2 separate regions of the Homo sapiens genome follow, and region 1 is linked to region 2. Evidence: chromatin loops called from intact Hi-C (ENCODE). Cell type or tissue: OCI-LY7. All regions are shown on one strand. Links, peaks and the distances in the headings refer to the core of each region. The heading gives the core; the rest is flanking DNA. Region 1 overlaps NFRKB (nuclear factor related to kappaB binding protein). Region 2 overlaps ST14 (ST14 transmembrane serine protease matriptase).

Evidence for each region. A loop is a pair of places that touch in the nucleus more often than their neighbours do. Peaks named below come from ENCODE experiments on the same cell type or tissue, not always from the same donor. Only the 100,000 strongest peaks of a DNase experiment are listed, where the experiment ranks them.
Region 1: it touches region 2 in a loop (6-fold over the local background); 2 of 110 quality-filtered maps call a loop at or near these places.

Annotation. Positions count from the first base shown.
Region 1 is chr11:129,879,391-129,884,390 of GRCh38, reverse strand. NFRKB (nuclear factor related to kappaB binding protein) reads left to right here. Exons shown (of 27, transcript NM_001143835.2): 8 at 248-321; 9 at 1,185-1,269; 10 at 1,760-1,940; 11 at 2,197-2,305; 12 at 2,538-2,664; 13 at 2,883-2,948. Among named protein-coding and RNA genes, the nearest start is that of NFRKB, 14 kb to the left of the region's middle. RefSeq lists a silencer at 2,443-2,737. In OCI-LY7, for the core only: CTCF peaks have their summits at 2,429 and 2,630; a DNase peak (open chromatin) is centred at 2,590.
Region 2 is chr11:130,209,954-130,225,052 of GRCh38, reverse strand. It overlaps ST14 (ST14 transmembrane serine protease matriptase), which reads right to left. Exons shown (of 19, transcript NM_021978.4): 19 at 14,691-15,099. Among named protein-coding and RNA genes, the nearest start is that of ST14, 58 kb to the right of the region's middle. RefSeq lists an enhancer at 14,944-15,099. In OCI-LY7, for the core only: CTCF peaks have their summits at 11,608 and 11,819 (motif pointing left); a DNase peak (open chromatin) is centred at 11,772; H3K27ac peaks cover 596 bases.

The sequences.
Region 1 (5,000 bases), core at 1-5,000, 330 kb after region 2:
TTTGGAACAGGAAGCAAAGATGGTTAAGAACTTTAAGTGTGTTTTAGGACCAGCTGAGTCACAGAAGTCATATATTACCAACGTATGGAAAAGTGGAAGTGTCGATCCTGTGACTTTAAAGATTTTTGGTACTTGTAGTTCACAGGTGTCAGAAGGGAAACTCAGAAATATCTTACTTTTGAAAGTGACCAGAAAGATGTAAATTGGAGAATCATGATAGTGAATATGGTTTGGTTTGTTTTCTCAGATAAAGTAGAACTGGGGGACAGTGACCTGAAGATAATGTTAAAGAAGCACCACGAGAAGCGGAAACATCAGCCAGTAAGATGGGAAGGGCGTGCGGCCGTGTGGTTTTCAGCCTGATGTCTCAGGATTGGCTGTCCTGAGGAAGACACGGGGCATCACTGCCTCGTCTGTATGTCCTCCCTACCACTGTGGGCACAGGAGCAGCTGGCGAGGCTAGCTAGCATCAACGATGTGAGGCACGGTGGCTTTGACTTCGCAGGGCCTGCTGAATGTAGTGTCTGCCTTAATCGTTACAGTGACACTGTCGAGTATAGGAATCGTCTCCACCTCAGCAGTGCTCAAGAGGTTAGGGAGCTTGTCCTTGGTCCTATAGCCAGGAAGCAGCAGAGCCAGGAGTTGGGCCCTGGGTTTGTCCCACTTTTTACTGTTTCCATTATTCCATGCTACCAAGTTGAGGTAGCTAGCACCAAGCCAGAGAGTTCAGTGGAGAAAAGATGATACCTTTTTGGGAAGAAAAGACAGTCCTTCTAAGACTAGGAGGTGAGATGGGAAGAACCCCACATCAGAAGTCAGTACTGAGTTCTCTCTCTTTTCTAGTTACTGTGATACTTCTCTAAAGCCCATTTCCAGACTCTGTAAAACATAGTAATACTTAACAAGACTGTTTGCAAAGCACATGAGACAAGGAATGCAGAAGAGCTTTATAATTAAATGCTGTACGGTAGAAAGATTGGAACTGGGTTCTGTGCAGCAGTATCAAGTTAATTAAATGGGGATATGATAGGGAAAAAATGAATAGTTTTATCTCTCTATATTTTTGACTCAATGTGATTTCCCCAAGTGTACCTAACATCTAATTGTTACATAAATTGGCAAAGTCACCTCAGTTTTTGCTCCTTTTTGGGCCTCCATGACCAAATTCTGGATATCACATCTAGGATCACCCGGACCTTTTGACAGGGGACCTGACTCTCAATGACATCATGACTCGAGTAAATGCTGGCAGGAAGGGCTCTCTGGCAGGTAAATGACTGGGCCCCTCTAGGAGCCTTCATCTGACTATGGTGTTAAGTTGCGTGAGCCCATAACATGGCAAAAATAAATGAAACCATGGCCTCTCTCATGCTGGTAACCTTTATTATTACCTCTTACAGGCTAACAGGTGGGAAATGAATGTAAAATCAGTACAACAGAGCATCAGCTCTTTAATAAATATTAAAATTAAGCTGTATACTTGGGAGGCTGAGGTGGGAGAATCGCTTGAACCGGGGAGATTGAGGCTGTAGTGAGCTATGATCGCACCACTGCACTCCAGCTTGGGCAACAGAGTGAGATCCTGTCTCAAAAAAAAATAAAGCTATAAATCACTCAATGAATTTGGTTTCATTGAGTGTTTTATTACTGAGACTTTTCTGTCTTTGGTGGGCCTTGGGAAAAGAATATGCAGATAAGACCCCTCACTTCCCTGTGTAGGAGATACATTTCTGTGACTGGTGTTACTTTGCCTTTCTAGCCTTATATGACTTGGCTGTCCTTAAAAAAAAGGTTAAGGAAAAAGAGGAAAAGAAGAAGAAGAAAATAAAAACGATCAAATCAGAGGCAGAGGACCTGGCCGAGCCGCTAAGCAGTACTGAAGGGGTCGCACCTCTCTCACAGGCCCCCTCTCCGCTGGCAATTCCTGCTATCAAGGAAGAGTAAGTGAGCAACAGAGATTCTGTAATTCTCAGGGTGAATGGGTAAGCCATAGGCTGTGCCCTGGCCCCTAGGGCTTGTCGTAGCTGTAAGTATGTTGGACTTGTAGACCTGAAGTCCCAGGGATACTGCTGGGAAAATATATTGTTTGCTCCTTTCTTGAACTCTTTTATGACTGCTAGGAGGCTTGGGCGCCTGAATCAATCTAGGGATGTGTTCTTGGTCTTTTTGGTTCTTATATTTTTCTTCCCTCATTAGGCCCCTTGAAGACCTCAAGCCTTGCCTTGGAATCAATGAAATATCTTCCAGCTTCTTCTCTCTTCTATTAGAGATCTTGCTGCTGGAGAGTCAGGCTAGCCTTCCTATGGTAAGCGTTTTGGAAAAGTTGGAGGTACATTAGAGTTTTCAAAGTGTTCAAATCCTGAATGGTCTATAGCTTGAGAAGTGGAACTCTGAGTTCCTCTCAACGCTCTGTAGTTAACTTGCTTTGTGATTCGGACAAACACCGGATGCATATACTGCAGGTTGTGGTGGCACTTGTGTGGAATTGCTGGTGTGGAAGAGAAGTCTGACTGGGTTCTGCCTTTGCTTTCCCTCAGCTAGAGGAGCGAGTTTTGGATTGGCAGTCATCGCCAGCCAGCTCCCTCAACAGCTGGTTCTCTGCGGCCCCCAACTGGGCTGAGTTGGTACTACCAGCCCTGCAGTATCTTGCTGGAGAAAGTCGAGGTAAGATGCTCTTTTTTGTAGGGTCAGTATTTTTCCCCCTTTTGTCTAATTAATTATTAGAATAAACTGCAGCTTTGCTCGTGTAATCCATCATGCCTTTGCATAATGCTATGCCTTGAAGGTTCCTGCTTTTCTAATACATTGTGGAACACTCAAAAGCTGTTTCGGAGCTCAGGGACGCACCTGTATGGTTTGTTTATGTGGTCCATTTCTTGCAGCTGTTCCTTCCAGTTTCTCTCCATTTGTTGAATTCAAAGAGAAAACCCAGCAGTGGAAGTTGCTTGGTAAGTGATCCGTATTACCTACCCCAACAGGTTTTCGTTCTCCCATTTCTTCCCCTAAGTTTATTTGCCTTCCAGTCAATATAGTCCTGCAGATTGGTTTTAAAAAGCAATATCAGACCTTATTTTGCTCTGTGAAGGAGTCCTTCAACACCCTTTTTGTACTCTCAAGGTGGGTTAACTAACTCCTCTGGTTGGACCAAAGCTGAGATGGAAGGAATAGCCTTTCTGTATGATGTAGTCTGGTGATGGCTAAATTTAAATCTGCAAGGGTATTTTGCAAGAGCATCGACATTTATATTAATCATACAGATGACTTTGGATTAATTTGTAATATAAATTTTTTCTTTCCTAAAAATGGGCTTTGCTATTGAGGAGAGTGTGCAGCAGCCCCGAATAAGTTGTTTCTAAAGAACAGGGTTGTTATTTTTAAGTTTATAAAGCCCACTTAGTGTGTAAGTTGTCATAACATGCATCTGAAGTCACTTGGAGGCTGTTACCTGGTGATGGTGAAAAGAGAGAAATCCAGTGTTGGTTTCTTCTTGAAATTCACAGGCACTTCTCTGTGCTGAGTGGTCTGTGGAGAAGCGTATGGAGAGCAGGTTATGAAAACGGTAGACTCATTCATTCGTTATTTATTACATTTATTCAGCTTCTGGGTGTCAGGCACTGTTAGGTGCTGGGGGACACAATGGCTTCTGAGACAGTGTGCTCCTCTCGTAGGGCCTAAGGTCTGTTTGGGGAAGAAATACTTACTTAGATTTAATGACAAAATGATCCTTTCTGTGAAGGAAAAGTACCAGAGAGGATGGGGGTTTATGATAATAGGAATTGATGTAGTTTGCAGAGTTTGGAGGACCTTCCTGAGGAAGCAGCATCTGAGCAGAGGTGTATGATGAATAGCACTGAGCCAGACAGGCAGAGGGGAGGCAGCAGCATTTGAGATGGAGGAGGTAGAACCTTTCCATGGGGAAGATTTGATCTAAAACAGCCACACAACCCACGGGCTGTGAGAGCTGACGGTAATTTAGACACAGGGAGAGAGGATGGATACGTTTGAGAAAGACTTAGGTGGGCTTGGTTATGGCTTGGCTGTGGGGAATGAAGGAGAATGGTGTGAGGCATGGCTCCTGTTAGATTTGCAGCTGGTGGAGGAAGGTGTTGTTTGTGCAGGTAGCAGCTGTGGAGGACTGGACTTGGAGGGTGGAGATCCCGAGTTTAGTTTTTAAAATTTATTTATTTATTCATTTATTTTTTGAGACAGAGTCTTGCTCTGTCCCCAGGCTGGAGTACAGTGGCACGATCTTGGCTCACTGCAACATCTGCCTCCCGGGCTCAAGCAATTCTCCTGCCTCCTCCTACTCCTGAGTAGCTGGGACCACAGGCGTACGCAACCATGCCTGGCTGTTTTTTGTATCTTTAGTAGAGACAAGGTTTCCCCATGTTGTCCAGGCTAGTCTTGAACTCCTGAGCCCAGGTGATCCACCTGCTTTGGCCTCCCAAAGTGCTGGATTACAGGTGTGAGCCACTGCACCCAGCCTGACTTTAGTTTTAGAGCTGCATTTGAGGTATTTCAGTGGAGTTGTTGAATAGACAGTAGGATGTGTGGGTTTAGAATTCAGACCAGAGAGTTTAAGGGGGAGAGTGTTGGCATGTGTGTGGTGCAGGGCACAGATGATGCTGTTACCTGAGGAGGAAGCACAGAGTGAGGAGAGAGGGCCGAGGAGGGCTCTTCACGGCAGAGGGGCTGAGTGACAGCATGAGAGTGCGGGGGCAGGGGTTGACTATAGAGATGGGGAAAGCCTGGAGCAGGGTTTTCCTGAGTCTTGGGAGCCAGGAGACCGGATCGCCTGAGAAGTGGGGAGTGGTCATTTGCCTCCATAGTTCCTAAAAGATTCAGTAAGATAAAGACTAAAGATTTGCAAACATGGAGGAAGTTGTGAATTTTTCAGTGAGCGTGATTCTCTAGTGGAACGGTGGAGGCGAAGCCACCGTGAGCTGAAGGTGATGATGGTAGCTGACTGCAAGCACTCCCCCCATCTGTCAGGCTGCAGT
Region 2 (15,099 bases), core at 9,640-14,639:
TTCTGGCTGCCTTTGGCTGGAAGTCATTTAGTGAGTGTCTCATTTACCAGAGATCCTGAAAGTTAGGCTCAGTACCCCACACACACCCCTAGTAAAGGGCCAGCTCAAATGACCTGGCCTTTGATGATTCTTGACATCTAGAGACCCTCTGTTGACAAAGTTGCCTTAGGACATAACAAGAAAATATTACACCAAATAAATGTTCTGTAGCCCGTTTTAAATTGGGGCTCAGACAGAAATGCTGACAGTTCAACAACAGTACATATAGTAGGAACTGTGTACCTAACTTTCATCCAGGAACAGAATTCTTTGTTGAGTGCAGATGATTTACAAAATTAGTAAACAGTCCTTTTCTGTTCTTTTTTTTTTGAGGTGGAGTCTCACTGTTGCCCAGCCTGGAGTGCAGTGGTGCGATCTCAGCTCACTGCAACGTCCGCCTCCTGGGTTCAAGCGATTCTCCTGCCTCAGCCTCCCAAGTAGCTGGGACTACAGGCGCCCGCCACCACACCCGGCTAATTTTTTGTATTTTTAGTAGAGATGGTGTTTCACTATGTTAGCCAGGAGAGTCTCCATCTCCTGACCTCGTGATCCACCCACCTCGGCCTCCCAAAGTGCTGGGACTACAGGCGTGAGCCACCGTGCCTAGCCTAACAATCCTTTTCATTTTGTTTTACGGTTTATAAACTGCTAGCACTTTTTAGCTATTTGATCTTGAGAAACCCAGTAAGATAAACAGGAAAAGTACTAACAGATGTGTGATCCACGTAAACGGTGCCCTTCCTGCCCATTACAGGGAGAAAGATCCACTGAGAAATCAGGCCGTGAACAGGGCTGGAGTCTCAAGAGGTATTGACTTGGTGGAGTCTCTGTGGACTCGGCTCTCTCCCAAACACAGTTCCTGGAAGAACAGGAATTGGGGTTCTTTTGTGCATTGGCACTTTGTGAAACCTTTGAGGGAGGGTAATGCTGGAGGGAAATGTGAATTCTCTAGGTGGCTGTGTCTAAATTACCTTAAAGGAGAGCCATTGTAACTTTTTCTTACGGTGTGAAAGGAAGTGCTCGTGACCATTTTCTAAAGATGTGCACTGGTCGATTTTTTCTCATGTGCTGTCATCTATTTAATACCTCCACAGGGTTATCCTTCACAGCCCTGTTGATAACATTTTCCATTATTCATCCCTGCTGCTACTAGCTTCATCCGAGCCTGTGTTGTTTCTGGCCTAATAACAGCACCAGCCTCCTTGCTGCCATTCCCTCCCTTCAGCTGGGCTTCCTTCCAGTCCATCCTTGGCATTGCTACTGCAGTCATCTTTCTAATCAGGCCACTGCCCTGCCGAAAGCCTCCTGCCCCCCACTCCCCCGGAACCCGCCCCTCAGCCCTCACACTCCCCTTCTACCTGCCTCGGTTTGAGGTTGACTCACTCCTGTAGATTCCCACAGTAGATTTTGTTTGCCTTTACCAAACCACTTCTCAGCCACACAGCCTTGCAAAATCTACCTCAGAGGAGTTGTGAGAATCGAGTGAGTTACATGTAAAATGCTTAGAACCATGCCTCGTATGTTGTGACCACTTCAGAAGCCTCATCTGTTGATTACAAGACTGGCATCACGCTCGCGTGTCTCCCTCACCTGACTACATTCTTGAGATCAGGGAATATGCCTTCTATTTGTGTGTCCTCTGTAGTACCTGGTACAGAGAACTCAAAAACTGTCAAAGGAATGATTAAATGTTGCCAAGAAGTGGTCATAAGCTCCATGTACGACAGTGCTTACAGGTACTTACCCGGGAACTTTAGGACAGAATACCTAGAATTATTTTCATCAGACTGCCTGATGATTAGCCTCAACTCTCACTTCAGCAAATGTCTCAGAGTCTCACTCGTTTTTAAATGAGGGTCTGAAATAGGCTGTAGGAGTTATGAATTAATACTAACTTTAATCCTCAGAACAACTGCTATCAGCCTGGCTAGACTTTCCCCGAACTGTTCTTTAGGACACTGGCATCTGCCGTTTTTCTCCCCTTCACCTGGTTTCCTCATCCATTAAGTTCATATTAAGTATCCCTTCTTAAGGAAGCTCTCCCAGAGCCTTTCCTGCTAGGTTGAGACTTTGTATTATGTTCACATAACATCCTGCGCTTCTATTACTAATGTAACTGACTAAACAGCTGGACTAAACCCCATTACATCAAGTTCCACTAGGACAGTGACCGTATCTGTTTCTTGTACCAGGGGGTCCCCAGGCCCAAGGTTGTTTGAATGAATGAAGTCTCTGCCCTTAAGGAACTTATGGAAGTAAGCAGAAGTAAAGAAGAATTACAGAAATACAACTGATAGAAATAACTGATTGCCCTGAGAGAAACACCAAAAAGTATACTTTGGAAATTTGAAGAAGTGGGAGACCTGGCTGGAGGGGTGAGGGAAGGTAGCATGGCAGAGGCACCACTTGAGCTGGGTCTTCCTTGGGAAGAGATGTAGGATTTGTACAGACAAGTGACGGAGAAGGAGATGACTCCGGGAAGCAATACGCAGCCTCAGAGGTTGAGGGAACAGAAGGAGTGTAGCTTGCTGAGCCTTGCAGGATCCCTGAAGGGAAAGAGTGGAAGAAAACCTTGTAAACTAGACTAGCACCAGGTCAGAGAAGGCCTGAAGAACTGCAGCTATATTTGGTAGGAAATCGAGAATCGTCTCACATTTTCGAGCACAGAAACATCAGAGCCCTCTCTAGAAATATTAAAAGCAGATTAAAGGGATGCATACGGACTTAACTGAGACCCCTGAGTTACAACAGAACTTCGGGTAAGAACCCAGAAGAAGGGGATGGGAGTAGGGCTGGAGAGGAAGGGATGTGTGTTCGTGACATCGGGGCTGACGGAGACGTGGTAGGTGGGGAGAGTGGGGAGAGGCGGACCTGATCTTCAGTCCAGGTGTCCTCTGTGCACCGTAGAGAATAGCTGCTGCATTCTAAGCTGTAGCAACACCAAGTGTGTGGCCTTAAACGCTTAGGCAACCTCCCTTTTCTGTTGTTGGTTTCTTTGAGAGGGAACTGTCTGAGAGAAAATGGAGCAAGAATTAGGCCAAGTTCAAGAGTTGGGCTTCAGAATTAGGCTAAAGGAGAGATTCCCCGCGTCGCTAATCCCAGCACTTTGGGAGGCTGAGGTGGGTGGATCACCTGAGGTCAGGACTTTGAGACCAGCCTGGCCAACGTGGTAAAACCCCAACTTTACTAAAAGTACAAAAAAATAGCCGGGCGTGGTGGCGGGCGCCTGTAATCCCACCTACTGGGGAGGCTGAGGCAGGAGAATCGCATGAACCCAGGAGGCGGAGGTTCCAGTGATCCGAGATTGCGCCACTGCACTCCAGCCTGGGCAACAAGAGCAAAACTCTGGCTCAAAAAAAGATGGCTTTTCCTGGACAAAGTCGAAGCTTGTTTCCCCAACACAAGCCAAGGACCCTGTGGCTGTGAGCTAGAGGCAGGTGCTTGCGGCACTTATAGATTTTAATTTTTAAAAGAGCTCATTCTCCATATCCAAATTGTTGGCATCTGTGGGAATTTAAAATGCCATTTAAAAGACCTGTACCTGTCAGATCCCGAGACACGTCTTTCCCACAGAGAGTCTGGCTGACTACACAGCTACTCCTGCGTGTAGGACGCAGAATGCCTATGCGTGCAGATGTGCTTCACGGGCATGTGCCATGTGTTCATTCAGTAGATATGAAATGGCTTTCATAAGAACGTTTAACTGCCCTGGAGAAGGCCTGGGAAGGGGATGAGATTTAAACAGGGGCATTGTGCATTTGCATTGATTCATCCGATAGTACCCGATATGTGCCAGTACGAACCCCGCCCCCGCCACTTGCCTATGAGCATTCCAGTCCCCTACATAGATACAGGCTGTCACACACGGCAGGGATTTCCTTGTGGTCTCAAGAGAAACACTGGCACAGACTAGCTTTGGAGGAAGAGTTAGTTCTAACTTTACGTTGTGCTTTGTAAGTACGCCAATACATGCACATGTATCTACACAGACACACAGACGTGTACAACTTATCTCAATGGAGAGTAGGGAAAACTGAAGGAGAGGCCTCCCCAGTTGAGTAAGAGAGAACCTTTGGACCCCTAGTCCTCCCCATGTCATCGGAATGCTCTGTAACCACCAGTCATGCCCACCCACATGCCTTCTCCCAGACCCTGGTGGGATTGGACAGTAGGGCCCTGTGCCTCCACCCATGAGGTACATGACAACAAGAGCCCTTCCACACACACAAATCGCCGTGCTCCCCGTGGAGCCTGCCGTGGCAGCCAGCCCCTGACTGGCCTCTGTTAACAGGCATCAGGTGTGGAAGGAATTGCCCCAATTTGCTGATTGTCTCTCCACCTGGACCGTTCCAGGCACAGTCATCGGTTTGCCCCACCTCTCGTGTGCATCAGCGCACTTTCCAGTTCCTCTTCCAGAGGAAAGCGTAGGTAGGGAGTGGGGCAGAGGGATGAGCAGAGCCAAGAGCAGGGAAACCACCAAGCAGCTCGGCTCTGCCCAGCAGCCCTCAGTCTCCAGGGGAACCAGCTGCCACCCACACAGCATGCAGCGCCCAAGCTCCAGAACCTCGGAGTGTGGGCCTCGTCCCTGGTTCTCCCCACACGGCATCCCAAGAGGCCACCTGTAGGTGCGGGGAGTGAGCAGCTCTGTAACCTGTGCTCAGAGACACTAAGGTTCGGTGCATGCTTCCCAGAAGTTGTCCACGGTGCCGTTACAAGAATAGCCAGTGTCCAAAACAGAGGAGGCTCACGCATCTTAAGAAGGATGAAAAGCATCTGGGTGGCCATGGCAGGTTCCAGGTCATGTGGATCCAGAGTGACAGGAACATGTGGTAAGAAACACGCTTACCTTTCCAGAGCCAAAAACTCATCCTTCAGTGGCTGAGTGCTGATGAAATGTTTACAAACCACTCAGCCCGTACCCTCTGCCTCTGGAAGGTTCCCTCCTTCCGCCTGTGGTAGACGTGCAGGCAGGAGGGCTCTCGGTGCGTGGGGATGCGAGGCAGGAGCTTGCCATGCGCGTCCCTTCCCCTCCCTGCACCTCGCTGCCCTCCAGGCGTTATTCGGAGGATCCCAGCGGTACTCCTGGTTCCTAGAACAAGGCCTGGCAAACAGACGCCAGTGAGTACCCTCTAGATGAACACATGGGGAGACAGAAGGGTGAAGCTACTGGCCGGGTGCAGTGGCTCACGCCTGTAATCCCAGCACTTTGGGAGGCCAAGGCGGGTGGATCACGAGGTCAGGAGATCGAGACCATCCTGGCTAACACGGTGAAACCCCGTCTCTACTAAAAGTACAAAAAATCAGCCGGGCGTGGTGGCGGGCGCCTGTAGTCCCAGCTACTCGGGAGGCTGAGGCAGGAGAATGGCGTGAACCCGGGAGGCGGAGCTTGTAGTGAGCCAAGATCGCGCCACTGCACTCCAGCCTGGGTGACAGAGAGAGACTCTGTCTCAAAAAAAAAAAAAAAAAAAAAAAAAAAGTGAAGCTACTGGAAATGGGTCCACAGGAATGCAAGTCTGGTAATCAGGTTACAGTTAAACACCCCAAGTACGATATGAGCCTCAATATACTTCCTCCCTCCCTTGGGCATTTTCGGAAATGAAGGAACGCCAATTATGAACTGTTCACAGAGAAGTCCAGCCCTTCACGGCTCGGGGTGCTCCTTGGTGCCCCCGTACCGAAAGTGGTGCGTGCCAGCTCTGCAGGACCTTAGCAAGCCCCACCCCAAGTCTTCATCCACTTCCCTAGGCCTTAATATGAACATAGCAGGTTAGCAGCATTATTTAACCTTGGAGAAGAAAAGCTTTATAGATGTGAAGGCTTCCAGGTACATTAAATAAGAAATCCAAGCTCTGGCAGAGGTGATCTGAGGAGCATCTCTATACCCCTGAGAAGACAGCAAAGAGAGGACTTGGTTCCCCATAGTAGTGACCATGTTCCCAAATTCCCTTGGCCTCCCATAAACCTGCTCCAACCCGGGAATGTGCCAGGGACTCCTGTGTGGCTCCAGCCCTTACCACTCTCCAAGGTCACAGAAGTGAGGCCTGCTCCATGTGTGCAGAGATGGACCGTTTTGGTCAAGTGTTCAGGAAACGCTTGTGGGACTTTAGGTGTCTGCCAGCCTCTCCAAGACACAGTGAGTTCCCCACTGTATGCCCAAAACACCCGGGGTGAGGGTCAGGGCACAGGAAGGTAGCCCGGCCAGCCCCTGGAACGCCACCTTCACAGCGGTGTCCAAATCTGAGGCCTCCAGGCCTGATGTTTCTACTCATGGAAACACAGGTGTTCGACGTCTATGCTTCACCAAGACGCACCATAAACCGTGTGGGCAGGGGCTTGTGGAGAGAGGTGGGCTGCCCAAAGCTGCCTTCTGAACCACACATCCATCCTGCCCTGCTGCCCAGCTGGCCCCGCTGAAACACACTGTGCGTTCCCTGCTGCCCTCACTGCAGTGAGTCCCAGGGCGGACACTGAACCAGGCCCAAATCATCTTTACTGAACCCAAACTTACAAAACATTATTTTAAAAACTAAACCAGGCTGGGCGTGGTGGCTCACGCCTGTAATCTCAGCACTTTGGGAGGCCAAGGCGGGTGGATCACCTGAGGTCAGGAGTTTGAGACCAGCCTGGCCAACATGGCGAAACCCTATCTCTCATAAAAATACAAAAATTAGCCAGGCATGGTAGCAGGCACCTGTGATCCCAGCTACTCGAGAGGCTGAGGTGAGAGAATCACTTGAACTGGGGAGGCAGAGGTTGCATTGAGTCAAGATCACGCCATTGCACTCCAGCCTGGGCAACAGAGCAAGACTCCATCTCAGAAAAGAAAAAAAAAAAATTAAATGTCTTTTGTTTAAAATAAATACCCAACAAAATAGTTCAAGCTGTGAACCACTCATTCGTTTTTCAGAAGCCTTTGAATTAGAACAAAATGGAATTATATTTTCAGCTTGGGTCTTGCTACATGTCCCCAGGTCCCAGTGAAAATCCTTGTTACTGATGATGCAGGAATATTTCTGTGCCCCCCACACAGGTCCAGTTTGTGGGTCTTCTTTGGGACTGGAAAATCTGGGCACAGGGGCCGGCCCTGCAGAATCTCTCTCCAGCCCTTCCCCTCTAGGCTCCAGTCCGAGGCCCGCCCCATCACCCCTGGCCTCTGTTCCCTTTGCTTAAGCTTCCCGCAAGGCCAAGCAGCCTTCAGCAGAACTGAACTGCTCAGGGAGGAAGACGAGGGTCACAGGCTGATCCTCCTGAATCAGAGGACAGAACATGTTGTTCTAGTGCCCACGGCCAAGACCTCAAGGAAACATATTCTCCCTCCAGTCCACACTGCCCCAGGCAGAGGAGTAAGACGAAGCAGATGGTTTGGCCCCTTAGAGAGGGAAATGCCCAGGGGCTGCTGGGGGTGGCCAAGGAAAGAAAGGACATGGGGAAGATTTTGAAATGCTAATGGAGCCGGGTTGGAGTCCTGCCAGCGAAAGTCTGTTTTGGCCTTTTCCACGTGTGCCTAAGCCAGTGAGTTTATGACCTGGCGAGAGAGGTCCTGGCTCCAGCACCTAAAGCCCCAGGTGGAGCATGCATTGGCTGCAGGAGGCTGTGCGGGTGGACCCAGTGGCCCAGGTGCACCCTTCTCTTCCCCTACTGAGGAACCGTGAGCAGCAGGCTCTCTATCTGCACGGCCACAGCGTCCTCTCCTATAACTGGGAATGACAGAACCCACTCCCGAGGACTGTGATGACGCTGAAGTGAGAGGTGAAGTGAGAGGATGCATCCACGCCGCCAGAGTCCCTGACACTTCTTTGACATACAGATTGGAGCAGTCACTCTTCCAGGGCCTCTCCAGCTCTCACATCCAGCGCAGGGGACAGGAAGAGGCCGCTTGGCATCCCACTTGGCAAGGTCAGGGGCACAAAGACGGGGTGGAAGCACAGTGGGGTCCCAGGCTGGACGGGCCTGTCCGTGCTCCCACATTAGGACGGATTAAAATGCCTCGTGGGCATCTGGCGTAGGTCACCTTGAATTTCAGGTTCTTTCCAACCGTGAGGTTCCAGTTCTGAAAGGATGTCCCTCAGGCAGCTGCTTTCCTGGGAAACAGCAACTCCACTGAGCCTTGGAGGGTCATAAAGGTCCCCGCACACACCCCAGAAGGCCCCAGAGAGGCACCTTTCCTGTGCTCGGCTCAGGCTGGTCGGCCAGACCCCGTGACCTGACCCTGCCAGGAATGTGACCTGTCTGCCCGCCCAGACGTGCCCAGGACCTTGTTTCCCAAGTGTCTGCCTCATCTGGGGGCCCGATGCCCCCAGCCTACACCGGGTGCCCTTTCCGCAGTCACAGATGCCTGATTTGTTGAATTAATGAGCGGCTGCTTCTCTCATCCTTTCCCTTGGCTCATTCAAGTAAGCTTGTTACCCATTCTTTTGCAACAGAGTCACATGTGTCAAACAGATTTCATTTTTTTCCTAGTTTATGCCTATACATTTCTTCTGTCCTATTTGTCTTCATTGGGATTTGGATGGGAATTGGATTATGAGCTGCAAAGAGGTGTCAGATACCCAGTGTATTCTGGGAGCTGTCCTCCGAATGTCCTTCTGCATGAAGACTGAGATCTTCTCCACCCTTCCTGGGTGGGCCTGGTCCCTCGACCCCCTCCCTCACACTGCAACCTCAGAGCTCTGTGGAAAAAGCACACAGGCTGAGGGTGGTAGAATTTCCCTGTTGAGCTCTTTCCCTATTGAGTTAAACGAGACCATATGAAGTTCCAGAGGGTCTGGCGCAGAGGCTGGGTTATTCTTGATCCAGGGGTGTGGGCAGGGGAACAGTGATAACCTCCAAGGTGAAAGCAGCGCGTCGGGGAGGGAGCCTGCAGCCAAGCCAAGGGCAAGGGAGAGCTAAGTTTCCATCCTAGGAAAACACACACATCCCTCCCGCTGGAAGGTGCTGAGACTATGGAATAAACAGACAATGGAGCTGAGTCCCACCCATACCCGCAAGCAGCTCTGGACAGTGGCTTTTTAGGAAACGATGGGAGTGAGTGGAAAGGGTAGAATGAACACATGGTCTCCGAGTTGCAGGCACAGGACAGTGGAACTTGGGAGGAGACATTCCTCTGGAGGAGAAAAGGAGAGAAATAGGAAAAGGATAGTCAAGCCCGCTGAAATCCTAAGAGGATCTCTTTATCAAAATATAGTGTCCTCGCTGTAGGCATATCAGGTCACAGAAGCAATTCGTGTCATATACGCATCAGCTTGCAGGGCAGGGAACAGCCTGCATGGGAAGGTGTCTATACACAGGCTTCTCCTTGGTGGCCAGCCAAGCCCTGGCGTAGAGCCAGGCTAGCCCCTCTGCAGGCACCTCCTGGCTGTGGGTTGCACCTGTGCCCCCTACACCCCTAATGGATGCCCACCCTGATGTCTTCCCCCATTGTCAACGCTGTGCTGGTCATCTCATGGGACAGCAGCTTGAACCATCTTCTAGGCAGTCCCAAGATATGAAACCAGGGGAGAAATACTCCCATTCCTTCTTTGGGGTTTGGTCTCATCATTCTTAGTGGTGTTTGGGGCCTTTCCAAGTTCCGTTCCTGATTGTCACCCTGAGGAATGGCCCGGTGGCCTGGCCTGAGATAGCTGTTGTCCTCACCTCCTTCAACCAACACTCTACTCCCTTCCCTGTCCCCATCAACCATCCTCACTGAGCAAATTGAGGTGGCATCGTGGCTAATGAAAATCACCTTCCGTCTGGCTGAGTGGACTCCAGGAACCCAAGAAGCAATGCCATCGAGGGTGGCAATGCAGATGGAAGACAAGTGCATGACCAGCCTAGAGCAAACCCCTAGCCTGGAAAATGGGTCTTCTGGCAGGAACATCTCACAACCTGAAGGTCTCTGGAAGGTTTGTCAGGATTCCCAAAAGAAAGAGGACTCATTGGAGGACAATTCCCAAATGCTGATCCACACATATTTGCTGCTGAGACAGTTTCAAGTGTTTGCACAAAAATTAAAGCATTTAAAATACTTTTTTTTCCTTTTTTGAGACAGGGTCTCACTGTTTGCCCAGGCTGGAGTGCAGGAGTGGCGCAATCTCAGCTCCCTGCAGCCTCAACCTCCTGGGTTCAGGTGATTCTCCCACCTCAGTCTCCCAAGTGGCTGGGATTACAGGAGCCCGCCACCATGCCTGGCTAATTTTTTGCATTTTTACCGGACAGGTAAAAATGTCTATGTTGCCCAGGTCTGGTCTCGAACTTCTAGACTCAAACAATCCACCTGCCTCGGCCTCGCAGAGTGCTGGTATTACAGGCATGAGCCACCGTGCCTGGCAATACAAGACTGTCTTTTATACCAACAGTATGACCTACCTGCAGTTAGCATGTTAAGATCTCCTTTCTTTATGAAATGCTGGTGACAGTATGCTACTGATATATAGTACACGGTGTGGATGTGTATGATAGAGCACAGTGCTGATATGTATGTGATAGATAGATGTATATATGCGTGATATAGATGGATATGATAGAGCACAGTGCTGGCTCTGGAGCCAAATCACTGACATTCAATACCATATTTCCTGAGTGTGGGGCCTTTGGGCAGGTTATTCAGATTTTTGGTGCCTTGGTGTTCTATCTATAAAGTGGGAAAGACCATGGGGCTGTGTGAGGTTGAAATGAAATACGACTCAGAAAGCCCTTAGAGCACTCGGGAGGCGATCTTCATAAGCGCTGGATGTGCTGGACCGTGTTTCTCCTTTCAGCTCACTGCTCCAAGAAATTCAAGTATCTGAGAATCACTGGCTGAAGATCCAATTTTCCTCACCTGTGATTGCAGGTGAGCAACACACACAAATACACACATGCACGCACACACACCACACACACACGCACATACACTATGCACACACACACCCCTAACGTGCAGTTGCAGGTGGGCAACACATGCACGCATGTGCACACACACACCACACATACACACATGCACGCACATACATGCATGCACGCACACGTGCACACACGCGCCTACACCCACATACACACATACATGCACACACATACACACATACATGCACACACATACACACACACGCCTCAAACCTGCAAAACTGATGAAAAGTGAAAAGCAATGTTTGGTCACAGGCACCTAACTTTGGGTCTGTAGGCCCCTCAGGTGCTCCTGGGGAGGGAGACGGCGTCTGGTGTAGCAGCCAGGTCATGTTCTTGTGGCACATTCTAATCCGTCTATTCCAGGACTGCACAATCCCCAACACACACACACACGCGCACACACACGCAAGCACACGCACGCACGTACACACCCCTCTGCCCCCAGAATACCTGTGTACATGTGTATGGACAGACATGCCCACGTGTGGTAAATGGCCCTGCACAGTTGTCTCTGGGGCCGGTTGTGTCTCATGGGATAAAGTTCCACTTAGAGATGGCACCACCTTGGTGGCCATCCACAGGTCACCACTCTGTCCTCAATCTCAAAAGCCATCTTTAGAGCCTGCCCTGAGAATGTGTCCTCCAGGCCCCAATGCCAGAGAGCCAGCAGGTCCTGGCTACAGACTGGAGGTGGGGGCACTAAAGGGGCTGAAGGGCTGGCCAGGAAAGGCTTCAGGCTGGGGGCCTCTTCCATGCTCACCCTGAGCCAGGCACCGATTTCACTACCTGAAAGGTGACTGGGAAGCAGCAGAAGGCAGCCGCCAACAACAGACGGCCCCGGACACCCCGCCCCACCCGTGAGCGCCCACGCCCTGGAACGGCGCAACATCGCCACCGTGTGGCCGTCGACCTGAACAACAGCTTCTCAGCCCCTGGGGTCCGTAGCGCTAGGTCTCTGGAGACCTCCAAACTGGGCCCAGGATTTTAAACATTTCCTTTTCCATAAAGTCCTTCCTAATCCAAATTTCACTGTGATTCCTGCAGACTCTAGGTCTGAGTAGGACTCGCCATGGCTGCAATAAGCAGGAGTCGGGTTAAATTTTCATTAAATTTACATGGTTATGATTCCTAGCTAAAACAATGGCGATACAAGGTAGTTTAGGGGGATCAGAGAGTTGGATCATCTTGAGATCTCAGCAACGAAAGCAGCTAGTCAGTAGGGGAAAGCCTCTGCGGGGCTGCACTGAGCTTGTGGGAGCGCAGCAGCAGCCCTGCACTCTTCCCCTGTGAGGCCAGCTTGCTGTGCAGGGCACCTGTGCACGTGGGGCCCTCAGCCTGGCCCTCCCACCTCCTCCTCTAACCCTTCAGACCTCTGCTGTGGCCTTCACCTGGGTGAAGGAAAGGCTGGTCAGCACAGACCTACGCAGGCCTCTGGCCTCTCCCAGCTGCTGCAGGTCTGGACTGCCATCCTCAGCAAGGAGGAATGGCTCTAGCCTGCTGGTATTCCCACCCTGTCAGCTCAGGCTCTTGGACCAGAGACTTCTGCCTTCGTGAGAGCTATCGGCGCGGGGCCTGCGTGATGTGTCTGGCCTCTGGCGAGTTAGGGAGTCTCAGCCTGATCTTCTGAACTCCAGCCAGAAGTAACACAGGATTTGGCCCCATAATCTTTTTAAAGGCACTGACACATGATTGATTTTCCAGGGCTCAAATGCTTCTCGACATTCAGGCAGGCTTCCAGGATCCCCCAAGGACCAAGGATGTCCTGCAAACTGCGGCTCTGGGCATCTGATGGAGCACCTGGTGATGCTGCTGCTCCGTGGCACTTGGAATGGCATGACCCACTGCTAAAACGGTGCTCTCCAACCTCACAGGAACGCTTCTTAGAGCACAGGCCACTGGCCCCACCCAGCGGGCCCACCAGTTTCTGTTCAGGAGGTCTGGATGAAGCATGAGACTCTGCACCTATGAGTCCCAGGAGATCTCGATATTCCTGCCCAGGGACCTCCCGAGAGAAACACTGCCACAGACGACACGCCTTGTCCCACTCAGACCTCCCGCAGAGAGTCCCGGAAAGGGTGGGATGACCCTGAAGGCTAGCCATCTGTGTTTTCACCTGCTCCCCGGGTGGGAATCTGACCGGGGGGAGTGAGCAGTCCAGAACACTGTCAAGCCACAATGGAGCTGAGGGTGGTGCAGTGGCACGGGCTGGGCTGGCCTCCCTGAATCCCACTGCATGGATGACCATGTCTACACCCCGGCCAAGCCCCGGCTGCCAGGCTCACGCACACTTAGGAACCAGACCACACACAGGCCTCGTGAAACCTCTCCATTTAACATAGACCATTCCCTCAGCGCCTGCACTGGGCACTTCTGTCCGATGCGATCAGGTGGGAATGACCATGTCAGGGCAGAAAAGGAATGACATTTACAACACGCACAGGAGTCCTTCAGCATCATCCTCATTCTACTTCCCACGCCTTGGTAAGAACAGATGTTCTTTCCCTCCCCAGGGAGGAAAATGCGACAGATTCTCGCACAGGTTCTAGGCAACACTCCCTCCCTCAAAGAGGTAAAACACTCAGGCTAAAATGAAAGAGGCTCTGCAAACCCCACCTCCCCCGAGAAGCCTTGCAGTGTTGCTCCAATCAGACTATATTTCCTCCTTTTTGTTTCCATAACTCATGGCAGGCAAAAAACCATTCATTGAACAAACACATATCAGCATGTTCTAAGACAAGCCTGAGCTGGGGACATAGCGGTGAGCCAAGGCTACCTTCTGCCCTCCTGACACTGGCCATGTCATTTCTCTCCCCAGGTCCTCTTCCCTGCCCCAAGCCCATGTGGCGCATCAGCATACAAGAAGCCCTCAAATGTTCCCCCAAAAGCTCCCTAAGCCTTCCCCAGATTGTTGACATTGTCCCTTCAGGCCACCAAGCAAGAAGAGAGGAAATATTTTAAATTATTAAGTAAAAATCTAGGGAGGCTGGGGGTGGTGGCTCAGCACGAGCCCAACACGGGAAGATGACTTGAGCCCAGGAGTTCGAGACCAGCCTGGGAAACATAGTGAGACCCTGTCTGTACAAAAAAAAAAAAACAACTTAGCCAGGTGTGGTGGTGGGCACCTCTAGTCCCAGCTGCTCAGGAGGCTGAGGCAGGAGGATAGCTTGAGCCCAGGAGACTGAGGCTGCAATGAACTGTGATCATGTCACTGCATTCCAGCCTGGGTGACAGAGCAAGACCCTGACTCAAAAAAAAAAAAAAAAGAAAAAAGAAAAAATCAAGGGGGATGGCACGGGAGGTGTGGGTGCCCTTCAGCCAGGCAGCACCCCTCCTCCAAGGCCTTGGGACCCATCTGCTCAGCCTTCACTAGAGAGACAGCCAGGTCTTCATGCCCAGACTCACATCTGTCCCCGTGAGTGTGTGCGCTCACAGGGCCACCTCCCCACCAAACACGAAGCCACGCTTCCGCCCATCTTCCTCTGACAAAGCTCCTCCCTCTCCTAGGTTGGACCCAGGCCTGGGCACCAGTGCACCCCCCAACATTCGTCTCCCCACCTCGCCAACCCGCATTTCCCTCCTACCAGGGCACCAGGCCCCTGGTCTTGGAAGCTACAGGTCAGAGCAAAACCAGCCCCTTGCTGGCCTAGAGAAGGCAACGGCACTGTGGGCCCCACCCAGCCTGACTCCAGGGTCTGTGCTGAGGGGAATGTACATCCAATTTCTTGCAAATCGAGTAGGAAAAAGGAGGAAGGAGGGCGCAACTCCAGTAGGAAAAGAAACTTACCTAAAAAGAAATAAAATGTTTTACTCATTTACACAAATACACACACTGAAGTCCACCCTGGGAGCTGGTAAAACAATTTCAGTCTCAGACCCGTCTGTTTTCCAGGGTCCTCCGAGCCTGGGCTTCCTCAAGAGCGTGGCCCAAGGGCCCCACAGCCCAGATCCGGCAGCCCCACCACCTTCACTGAGGAGGCCCCGAAGCTCCGTTCCCGCTGCTCCTTAGAGACAGGGGAGGCAGATATGCACAAACGCGCCTCGGCCCAGCTTGGGGCTGGCGGGGGAGGCTGTGTCTTCAAACCTTTGCCCCCAGTTGGGTCAGTAGAACCACCAGTGTCCTCCCCTTCTACCTCCCAGCTCCACTTTGGAGGCTGAGGAAGCGAGAGGTTTTCTAGGCAGATTTGGAGCCCTGGA